Linked DNA regions of Homo sapiens: region 1 is linked to region 2. The links are chromatin contacts, found by Hi-C in ENCODE. All regions are on one chromosome and are shown on one strand. The core of a region is the stretch at or near the end of the contact, and the rest is flanking DNA. Distances in the headings are between cores, read along the strand shown.

Region 1 (5,241 bases), core at 2,346-4,845, 270 kb before region 2:
CCGCTGATTGATGACTATACATAAAGTGTCAACTGGATACTCAATGGTACACATCTTCCTACTAACAACTCCCCTAGTGCTTTCATCTTGCCTTTTATAAGTCTGCATCCAACTTGTTACACTCTAACACCCCAACAGAACAACTATGGTTTCTGTATCTCCCTGCTTCTCTGCACCCACTTCCTCCACTAACATCCTAGCGGCCAGGCCATACAAGACAAACTATTTTCTGCTGGTCTTGACATTAAGGTAACCAGAGCCAGGCCATGTGGGAGATCATAAGCACAGGACACATCCAGCTCTCCTTTTAGCAAGCAACCCATTCATCTCCAACCCACTCAGAGAACAATGACATAGGCTTGTTGAGAATAAAAGAGGCCCTTAACCCCATGGCCCTCTGACACCAGCTGTCCCCACCTTGTCAATCCACCTCATCTTTCTGACAGCAAGGCCAATCCTGAATCGTTCATATGGTCCAGCAACTAAAGGGTTAATTGGGTGATTGGGGGAGGGGCTAAAGGAGCTGTTTTTCCACCTTGTCTCCTTCTACCTATGAGGAGGGGCTGCAGGAAGGGAAAGAAATTGACCTCCTCAACGACTTCCTTCCAGTTCACAGACAGAACTGTTTCAGTTCTGTTACCTAGGTCTCTTTTCTTCTCAGGGATGATATTTAAAAGATTAACAACCAGTGGCTGGGCGCCATGGCTCACTCCTGTAATCCCAGCACTTTGGGAGTCCTAGGCAGGTGGATCACCTGAGGTCAAGAGTTCAAGACCAGCCTGGGCAACATGGCAAAACCCCATCTCTACCAAAAAAAAAAAAAAAAAACTTATCCGGGTGTGGTGGTGTGCGCCTGTAGTCCCAGCTACTCAGGAGGCTGAGGTGGGATGATGGCCTGAGCCCAGCAGGTGGAGGTTGCAGTGAGCTGAGATCCTACCACTCACTGCACTCCTGCCTGGGCGATAGAGCCAGACTTTGTCTCAAAAATAAATAAATAAGCCGGGCACAGTGGCTCATCTTGTAATCCCAGCACTTCGGGAGGCAGAGGCAGGCGGATCACCTGAGGTCAGGAGTTCAACACAAGCCTGGTCAAGATGGTGAAACCCCATCTCTACTAAAAATACAAAAATTAGCCAGGCATGGTGGCACATGCCTGTAATCCCTGCTACTCAGGAGGCTGAGGCAGGAGAATCGCTTGAACCCGGGAGGCGGAGGCTGCAGTGAGCCAAGATCGCGCCACTGCACTACAGCCTGGGTGACAGAGTGAGACTCCATCTCAAAATAAATAAATAAATAAATAATTATAAATAAGGCTGGGCGCTGTGGCTCACACCTGTAATCCTAGCACTTGTGGGAGGCCGAGGTGGGCAGATCACCTGAGGTCAGGAGTTCGAGATCAGCCTGGCAGACATGACAAATCCTGGCTCTACTAAAAATGCAAAAATTAGCTGGGGATGGTGGCCTGTGTCTGTGGTCCCAATTACTGGGTGGCTGAGGCAGGAGAATCACTTGAACCCAGGAGGGGAGGCGGAGGTTGCAGTGAGCCGAGATCACACCACTGCCCTCCAGCCTGGGTGACAGAGGGAGGCTCCGTCTCAAAATAAATAAATAAATAAATGAAGGAATTCCTAATGCTAAATGCCACATAATCAAACTGAAATTTTATAGAAGTATGTGAATCCCCTAACAGACCAGTTTTTCCTGCAAACAGGAGATTCATAGCAACCATTCAGAAAGGGCCCAGTTAACCCCAGTCAGCATAAGGAAGGCCCCCTCTGCTTTAATCCTTAAAAGAAAAGTAACCTGATGTTAATCAATCTATTTTTGCTATTGTTTGGTTCTCTTGTTCCCACCTTTAAAAACCCACTGTTCTGCCACATGCTGTTAGTCTACTTTATAGAAGTTTTTACTATTTTGTACCTGCTTCTCCAACTCATAATGTTACACAGCCTCTCCAGGTTGTAGCCCAAGAAGCAGCCTGCTCTTTCTCGTTCTCTCTCTTTCTTCCTTCTCTCTTTCATTCCTTTTCTCTCTTTCTCACTTCCCTCCCTCCCTTCCTCCCTTCCTTCCTTGGGTCTCGCTCTGTCGCCCAAGCTGGAGTACACTGCCCCAATCATAGCTCACTGCAGCCTCGACCTCCCCGGCCCAAGCGATCCTTCCGCCTCTGCCTCCACAGTAGCTAGGACTACAGGCGTGCACCACCAAGCTCAGCTAATGCTCTTTCTGGTCTGAGTTTTGACCCTCATCCTAACCTGTTGTTCTTTGAGTACACTCTGGGCCTTGATGCGTTGGGTCATTCCTGCTTTCCCAGGTGGTAACCGTTCCTGGGCAGGGATTTTAGTTTTCCTTGGAATCTTGCCCTCCTCACTATCCTGCCCACAACCTTCTACCCCTAGCTTCTGGGATCTCAGCTAGGAGCCATGCTATCCCCAACTCTCCCTCTACAGGGACGTGGGACGGGAGAGCTTTTATGAAGCACAGTAGTGAAAAGACCAAAAGATTTGGATTCAGTGGCTATTCCAGTTACTGACTCTATTTCCTTGGGCAACTCAAATCAATGCATGGCAGCCAGTGTGTTATGAGCTACCGGAAGTATACAGAAAAGTACCAGAAAAAATACAAGCATTATCATCAGTCGCTGTCAATTAAATAACTCTGTTACATTTCAACAGTGTTCGTAACCACTTGACATTGATGTATTTGTGTAATTTCTATTATCTGTTTTTCCCACAAAGCTGTAGCTCCATCCAAAGTGGGCAACTGAGTGTCTTGGTCAGTCATGTGCAGCCTGATGACCCTTGAACAGTTGCAAAAGTGCGCCTAGGGCTTGTAGCATTTACTTAAAAGGGGATAATAAACTCTCACGGCCAGTGCTGGGCTTATTGCCTTGTTTGGGAATTTCTCCATTCAAGGGTTTTATGTTTGGGGATGTGCTGGCCCTATTTTTTTGTTTGTTTGTTTTTTGAGACGGAGTCTGGCTCTGTCTCCCAGGCTGGAGTGCAGTGGCACGATCTCGGCTCACTGCAACCTCCGCCTCCCAGGTTCAAACGATTCTCCTGCCTCAGCCGCCGAAGTAGCTGCGATTACAGGCGCCGCGCCACCACACCCAGCTACTTTTTTTTTATTTTTAGTAGACACGGGGTTTCACCGTGTTAGCCACCGATCTCCTGACCTCGTGATCCGCCCACCTCGGCTTCCCAAAGTTCTGGGATTACAGGCGTGAGCCACCGCGCCAGGCCGCTGGCTCTATTTTCACCGCTAGCTTTGGATCCCTTTCTTCCCTGAAGGAAAAGAGGCCTCCAGGGCAGCCGTGCAGAACCGATGGGAGGGATGTAGGATAATACGCCAAAGCCGATAGAGTTCTGGAGCGCGCCTGGGCATCAGAGCGTGGAAGACAAGTGTCCGCGGAAGGAGGCGAAGGATGCTGGACAAGCCCCGCCGCCCGCCGCCCGCCGCCCGCCGCCCGCCGCCCGCCGCCCGCCGCCAGCGGCCCTGGGCCCAGGGAGAAGCAGAGATGTTGGCCCTCCCAGTTTCCTAGAGAGGCCGCAGAGGGCCCGGGGAGGCGACGCGCGTGCGCAACTGGGGAAGCTGGGAGGTAGGCGCGGGGCGGTCGGCTGCGGTGGCGGCGTTTGGATGATTGTCTCTCGGCGGCGGAGTCGGTGAGCGGCCCGGCGGGGCGCGGGGTGCGGAGCGGGGGCGGCTGTGCGTGCGAGAGTGGCAGGTGAGGCCGGGCCTGGAGGCTGCACCCGGGGCGGGGGTCTGGCCGTGGATCCCGCCCGGCCGCGCCGAGGGCATACCTCTTCGCCCCCCGGGCGTCTGGGGCAGAGAATCTGGAAAATTCCCGGTTTCTTCTGGCTTTATCTTTTCACCCAATTATGCGAATAAAGCGTACTTATTAGAGACAATTAGATAAGTGGAAGAAAAGTGAAAGTAGCCACCGTCCGGAAATCTTAGTCTCCAGGTCTCCTGACATTGAAAACATCTGGCATAGACTTCTCCCTTTTTCTTGTCTTATTTCACTTCCTGGCACCTGTCGCCGTCTAACATAGCATGTATTTGTTTATTGGTTATCTTCCCATAAGCCCCTTGCCAGGGCAGTGCTTTCTGTTTGCTTTATTAACTGCTGTTACCTTAGTGTATGGGAAATAGTAGGTGCTCCTAGAAGGTGTTTGTTAAATTAATGAAAGAAGGAATATCTAAACTGGGAGACAAGAAGAATTGACAGTTTTTAATGTCTTTTTTTTTTTTTTAAATAGCCCATTGCCAAGTTAAGAATGTAAGAGTGACCTTGAGCCTGGAACATTTCCTTGCAGAGTTAGAGCCCTCACAGCCTGTGCTGCTGCATTTAATGCCTTGTGTCTTTCAGTGTTTCAGGCTTCATGTGTACTCCTTTGTTGTGTTTAATCTCTTAAGTCAGTGGCCTTCATTCATTCTCTCAGCCTTCTGTATTTCACACCCCATAGGAGTGGGGAGGGTGGATTGAGATCTTTCTTCCTTACTAAGTGGGGTGTGTGCATCACACCAGCCCTATAGCTGTGGAGTGGATCTGCTGGGTGTGGGGGCTCTTTGCATTGCAGGAGGCTGGATCTTGTTCCCTGTTTCTCCTTTTGCTGTAAGTATACGCTGTACCTCTTGGGGCCTGATGTGGTTGGTATCTGTCCTCAGCGACCTCAAATCATGTGCTATCCCTTCCTTGGATGGCCTTTTAATCTTGGCAGCACAGCCTGGCCACCTGGTGAATAGTGGAACAGTCATGGTGATGCATAAGGATCTAGTATGTTCCTTTTAGGTGCTGTATGGTATTTCATCCTATAAAAATGCTACTTTTATTTAGCCATATTGATGGACAAGTAGGTTAAATCCAGTATTATGTTATTACAGAGAATATTTTAGTAAATACCTGTGTAAATGTCTGAATACCCGTGCAAGTGTTTTTCAGGGCAGATTCTTACAAGTTAAATTCCTGTAGCGTAAGGAATATGTCTTTTTAGTTTTACTGTGGACTTTCAAACTATCCTTCCTGTTGGCTATTACATTTCCACATCTATTAGTGGTTTGTGTTTGGTGTTTTTTTCTTTTGCTTTTCTTTTGGACAGAGATTTTTTTCATATTGATGTATTCAAATATATTCACTCTTTTCATTTTGTTGTCTTAAGAAATTCTTGGTTACACCAGGGTTCTTAGAGTCTTTATGGTTTTTTTCTTTTTTTTTTTTGAGACAGAGTCTCACTCTGTGTCACC
Region 2 (5,377 bases), core at 1,396-3,895:
AAGTCTGGAACTATAAATGTTTGTTGAGCAATGCATGCTTTTCGATGAATAGTTTTGCCTGCAGAGTTATTTGCTTCCTGACCATCTTTGGAAGTCGCTGTCAAATTAAGTTTCGTTAAATTTCCTCTAGCTTTTTTTTTATTTCCCGTTAAGCTTTGAGTCTCACTGGTTAATTGAGTATCTTCAGTAGTGTTAGAAATTACCTCTGACCCTCTTCTGCTCAGTTCCTCTGATTTTATCTTTTTATCATCCTTGATTATAGGTTCCTTTATAACCATTAAAGTAGGTTCTACTGCAGAAACTGAAGACAAACAATTAGAATTAGAATCTAATTTTTCTTTACTTGAAGATTCAGTGTTTGTTTCTGTTAAGGAACTTTGTAATAATAATTTGGAGTCAGTTAAATGGGTCTGGTTTGTTTGGTGTTTAGGGACATCAACTTGCCTACAACTTTCCTGAGACCCACGAAGAAAGTAACTTGATTCTGGCAAGGAAGCCTTTTTCCAACACCAGGCAGATATTCTAGCACATGAATAATAGGGCCAAGTTCTTTTACCAGTCATAGGTATTGTTCTCTGACAGCTTAACTTCAATTCTTCAGATGCACTTCTTAAGTCTTCCCGTGAAGATCTCCTTTCAATATGGTACTCATTAGGTGATTTCCCTATGAAGCTTTTCATCGATTTAAAATCCTCTTTCGATGCCATGCTTTCATAACCTAACGGCTCTGAAGCATTCTCTGTTTCTTCTTTCAAAAGTGGTTCAATGGTTTTCTGAAACACAGCATTTACATGATGTTCAGAACTTGTTTCTTTTTCTACTGTTTCTGGGACACTTAATAAATGATCCATCAAAGAGACTGTATTATGGCTTACTTTTCTCAAAACATTTAAAGGACTTTTAGTCTCTGCTTCTTTACCATCAGCAATCATTTGATTTTCTTGCAACATCAACTCAGACTTGTTATACTCATTAGAGAAGTTCATCTCAGTAACTGTTTCATCTGCTTTTTCAGACAACTTCATCCTTTTCCTGGGTTTTCGCCCAACACTGCTCTCCTCTATTGAATATTTATTTTTTTCATGTTGAAGGCAGGAAAGCAAGCCATTGGTTTTACTTTGGTATAAATCACTCTCTTCTGGTAGTAACTTATTTACTCCCATTACATTTTCTTCTGTTTGTAAGAGCTGAGGAATACTATTTGTGTCACTCTTCTCTGCAAGACTCCTAAGGTTTTCTTTCTTTGAGAAATTTTCTGCTACATGCATACATCCACCATCAGGTTTATATGGCAGGTTGTTTTCATCATTACAACCCTTGGAATGGGGGAAACAATTGCAATCACGTAATTTTAAAACGGAATTATTTTCTACTTCAGGTGACAAGATATTACAAGAATATTTTGGAGTATTCTTGTACAGTTCATCTTGGAATTCAACCTTAATATTTTGTGTAGCCTCATTTTCGGTTATTTTGAGAGGTGGGTTTTCTAAGCTTTTAAGTTTTTTATTTCGAATTCTTCTTTTAATACCTTCTATTATACTTTCCTTACCCAAAGACTGCAAGCATTCCACTGTTTGGAAAGATTCCGAACTGGTTAATGATTCCTTTCTTACCAAGTCAAGCCCTGGCTGTGGATCATCACTTGAGGCTTCAGTAACTTTTCTTTTTTCCTTGGCTGATCAAAACAACAAAATATATCAGAAAAGATTTTATATTGAGGAGGAAAATGCAATTATCATTGAAATTAAAAATTGTGAGGCTATCATTTTTATTTCCCTGAACAGCTGTATGTAAATACACATTTGTTTTTAAATGAAAGCCTTAATTTCTGTTAAGGAATTACATATAAACCTGTATAAATTCTAAGGCAACTGAATAACCCTTATAACATCGTCATCTCATACTAGCCAAAATGGACCACAAGTAGGAATTCCTCCTATCATAATTCTGACCAAGGATTCCTAACAGGGAACACCCCTTTTAAGGAAATCCATTTTTCCCATCTCCTGGTCAACTATGTGCATCAGAAATAACCATGCAGGTTCAAGTTAAAGACTAGTGGTAAAACAAAGATGGAGCACGCTGAGGTACAAGGGCTAAAGGTAAGTGATCGTGGATGCTTTCTTACTGTGTCTTTCCGTTTGCAAGGGGAGTTCAGCCTCCTTTGCTGCTTCTAGGCCTCGCGGGTCTGACGAGTCTGACGGGCTCACCGGGCCCCTGCGCCCCTCCACCTGACGCCTTGCGGCCTTTCCAGCCCCTGATGCTGCAACCGACTTATCACTTTCCACCTCGCCTCTCCCAGGGGTGGCCCGGGCCACCATTCTCCTCTTTTGCTTATTTTCCCGGCACCCCCCGGCCTCAGGGCCACAGCCTCCCGCCGCGCCTGGCCCTGGCGCCTGCCGCTTCTGCAGGTTTCGCACATTGCCTTCAGGCCCTGAGGCCGTCGTGGGGCCCAGGGGTGGAGGTCGTCGCATGTGCCCCGGGGCCGGCCCGCTGGGGCCCCTCTGCACCAGCTCGCAGGAACCCACCGCGGTGCAAACGCTGCTCCCGCCTGGAGGTACCTACTGCCCTCTGACCCACCCCACACCGCCAGTCACCACAGCCCGGGGCCGGAAGCGGAAGTGGGGCGCGTAAGCGGAAGTGGGGCCTCGTGTCTGGGGCCCCGACTGGTGCTTCGGGATCCAACGGGCAGGAGAGCCGCGAGTTCCGTGCCAGCGTCTTTTTGGAGGGCCTCTCGCGGAGCTCCGAGGGAGGCAGTGGCCGCGCCCGATTGCATTGCGAGGGACTGTAGTGGGGCTCATCACATAACAGGCCTCCGTTGGCCCTTCCACTAGGCTGAGCTTCCTGGAACCGTTCAGGGCTCATTCTCCCAGCTGCTGCTCTTCGCGCCTTGGCTGCTCGCAAAGGCCACTGTCAGTGGCTTGTAACTCCACACCAAGTCTCCTAGAAGCCCCTGTCTAACTGTCTTCCTGATATATTCACCCGGATATTCCATATTCCACAGGCACCTCACACTCAGATGGGCAAACCAGCTCATCGCTCCTCACAAGCTTGCTCCTTTCACATAGGTGGATGCGCCACCATGCGCCTAATTGTTTAAGCCAGAAACCTAGAAACCATCAGAGACAACCTTCTTTCTACTTCATCCCTCACATCCACTTTCACTAGATCTACTTGACTGTATTTTGTTTGTCAGCCACTCTCCCGTTTGCCATTACCGTGGCTCTGGCCCTCAGACTTTCTTGACTGACCTACTGCATCAAGCCTCTGAATCCATCCTTGAGCTATTCCAGTCAAACGTCCACCTCCTTGCCAGGCCATGCCTCTCCGATGACAGGAGATCCTAGCACTTCTCAGTTTGACCCTTCATGAACTTCTTTTGCTCAAAGACTAAAACTAACAGAAATCCAAACTCTGGTGTGGTATCTGTGACCCTATCTGATGTGGCCTCTGAAAAATTAACTAGTTTTCTCTTACTGCCACTGTAGGGTAAAAGTTGTGCTTTGATGGAAAACTACATAGAAGTCACCCTTCTGAATTATCTGATTCTGATTCTATGGGAGTTATTTTACAACTCTGTAAATTATAGATAAGCGATAGCAACACAAAATAACGGTCTATAGAAATCCAAATTCTGTCCAATAGAAGTTTAATTGACTTCCCATTTTCACTGTGGAAGAAGCTAGTTTTGCCTCCATTTCCACATTCACTTCATTCCTGGTCTAGAATGTTTGTTGTTTGGACTTACCCTTTGAACCAATGTTTATAAAATCTGCCTGATGGGAGAATATAATCTTTAATACATGTTCATCCATGACAGCCATTATTTTCTCTTTTTTGAAAATTATCTCTTATCACCACACATAGCCTGCCCATAAGCCACGTTGGACTACTACCTGAAGTTCCCCAGATTTCATATACTTTTGTTATGCTTGTGCTTCTGTACCTGACAGTCCTGGAAAGTCTTCCTTTGCTTGTCTGCCTGGTAAACTACATATTTCCCCTTCAAGATTCATGCAAGGATCACCCATCAAGGAAGCCTTCCTGCAACTGTTCTTGCACTTTGAGGGGTAAAGTGTTCCTTCCTGTCTGCGAACACACAGTTCAACTATTTACTTGTGTGTCTCCCTTAGTAGCTTCCTTCCAACCAAGTGCAGATACCTTCCATTAATCTTTGCTTTCTGTGTGTTTAAAGAAGGACCTGGTGAATTTGAATACAATGCATTAAAGAATGGTAGGTATGATGCATAGAGTGTGACTAATATGGCAGTTTGGATGAGAAGCTCAGGTCAAGTATTCTGAGGAGCTTTTATAAAATAGAACTTAAGTAAAAGAGGTGTAAAAGATACAGAAATTATCCTTGTTTCTTTCTCTTTGTAAGTACCCTTAGTAAAAGGAAAATCAGTTTAAGACTAGCAGAATTTATAAAAAGTTATCATAAGCACTTCAGGCTCATTCCACATTCACTTTATGCCTCACTTTATATATCACTTTCCTCATCTGTAAAATGAAATAGTGTGTCCTCAGAGTTCTCATGAGAATTAGATGTGCCAATATTTGTAAAGCAGTTAGAATAATGCCTAGTTGATTATAAACATTAAATAGATTTGTTAAGTAAAAACTTCAACACACACACACACACACACACACACACACACACACACACACACTCTCTCTCTCTGAGTCAGAGTCTCACTCTGTCACCCAGGCAGGAGTGCAGTGGTGTGAACACAGCTCACTGCAGCCTTGATCTCCTGGGCCCAAGTGATGCTCCCACCGTAGCCTCAGGAGTAGCTGGGACTACAGGTGTGCATCACCACACCCAGCTCATTTTTTTTTTAATAGAGATAGAGTCTCCCTATGTTGCCCAAGCAGGCCTTGAACTCCTGGCCTACAGTGATTCTCCCACCTCAGCCTTCCAAAGTGCAGGGATTATAGGTGTGAGCCACCAGACCTGGCCTCAATATATATTAAAAGGTAGACTCTATAGAATTCTGACATTTACTACCTTCAAAATAAACATTGCTACTAGGATGTTAGTAAAATAAAGATAAAAATTCAAGAGTCCGGCCTCTGGTCTGAACCTGGAGCCCACTGGCAGGCACCCACTGCCTTCGGCCCACTTTAAGGACAGATGGTGTTAAAGTTGGTTATAGGCCCAGGAATTTGAAACTTTTATGACCCATAACTGTCAAACAATTTGTAGAACAGGAATGAGAAGAACTTAGTAGCATAGGAAATTCCAAAATCAAGTGCAGTCGTCCCTCCCTATCTGTGGGTTCTGCATCTGCAGATTCAACCAACTGTATAACAAAAATATTTGGAAAAAAAAAGAATAAAAATACAAAATTAAAAAACAATGTAACAATTATTT

The links. Hi-C counts contacts between places; a loop is a spot of excess contacts on that map. Pooled maps may share reads with other maps.
Region 1: a loop to region 2 is called in a pooled map, with 2.9 times the contacts of the local background. The contact joins the promoter of ZNF852 here to the promoter of TOPAZ1 in region 2. A Hi-C loop is called at or near these places in 1 of 168 maps with a recorded cell type or tissue (K562) and 7 of 50 pooled maps.

What each region holds. Positions count from the first base shown.
Region 1 is chr3:44,508,971-44,514,211 of GRCh38, reverse strand. It overlaps ZNF852 (zinc finger protein 852), which reads left to right and starts at 3,595. Exons shown (of 4, transcript NM_001423469.1): 1 at 3,595-3,659. RefSeq lists enhancers at 3,141-3,200, 2,659-3,435, 3,436-4,212 and silencers at 3,421-3,470, 3,601-3,660, 3,671-3,830.
Region 2 is chr3:44,239,154-44,244,530 of GRCh38, reverse strand. It overlaps TOPAZ1 (testis and ovary specific TOPAZ 1), which reads right to left and starts at 2,645. Exons shown (of 20, transcript NM_001145030.2): 1 at 2,132-2,645; 2 at 1-1,678. The coding sequence starts at 2,477.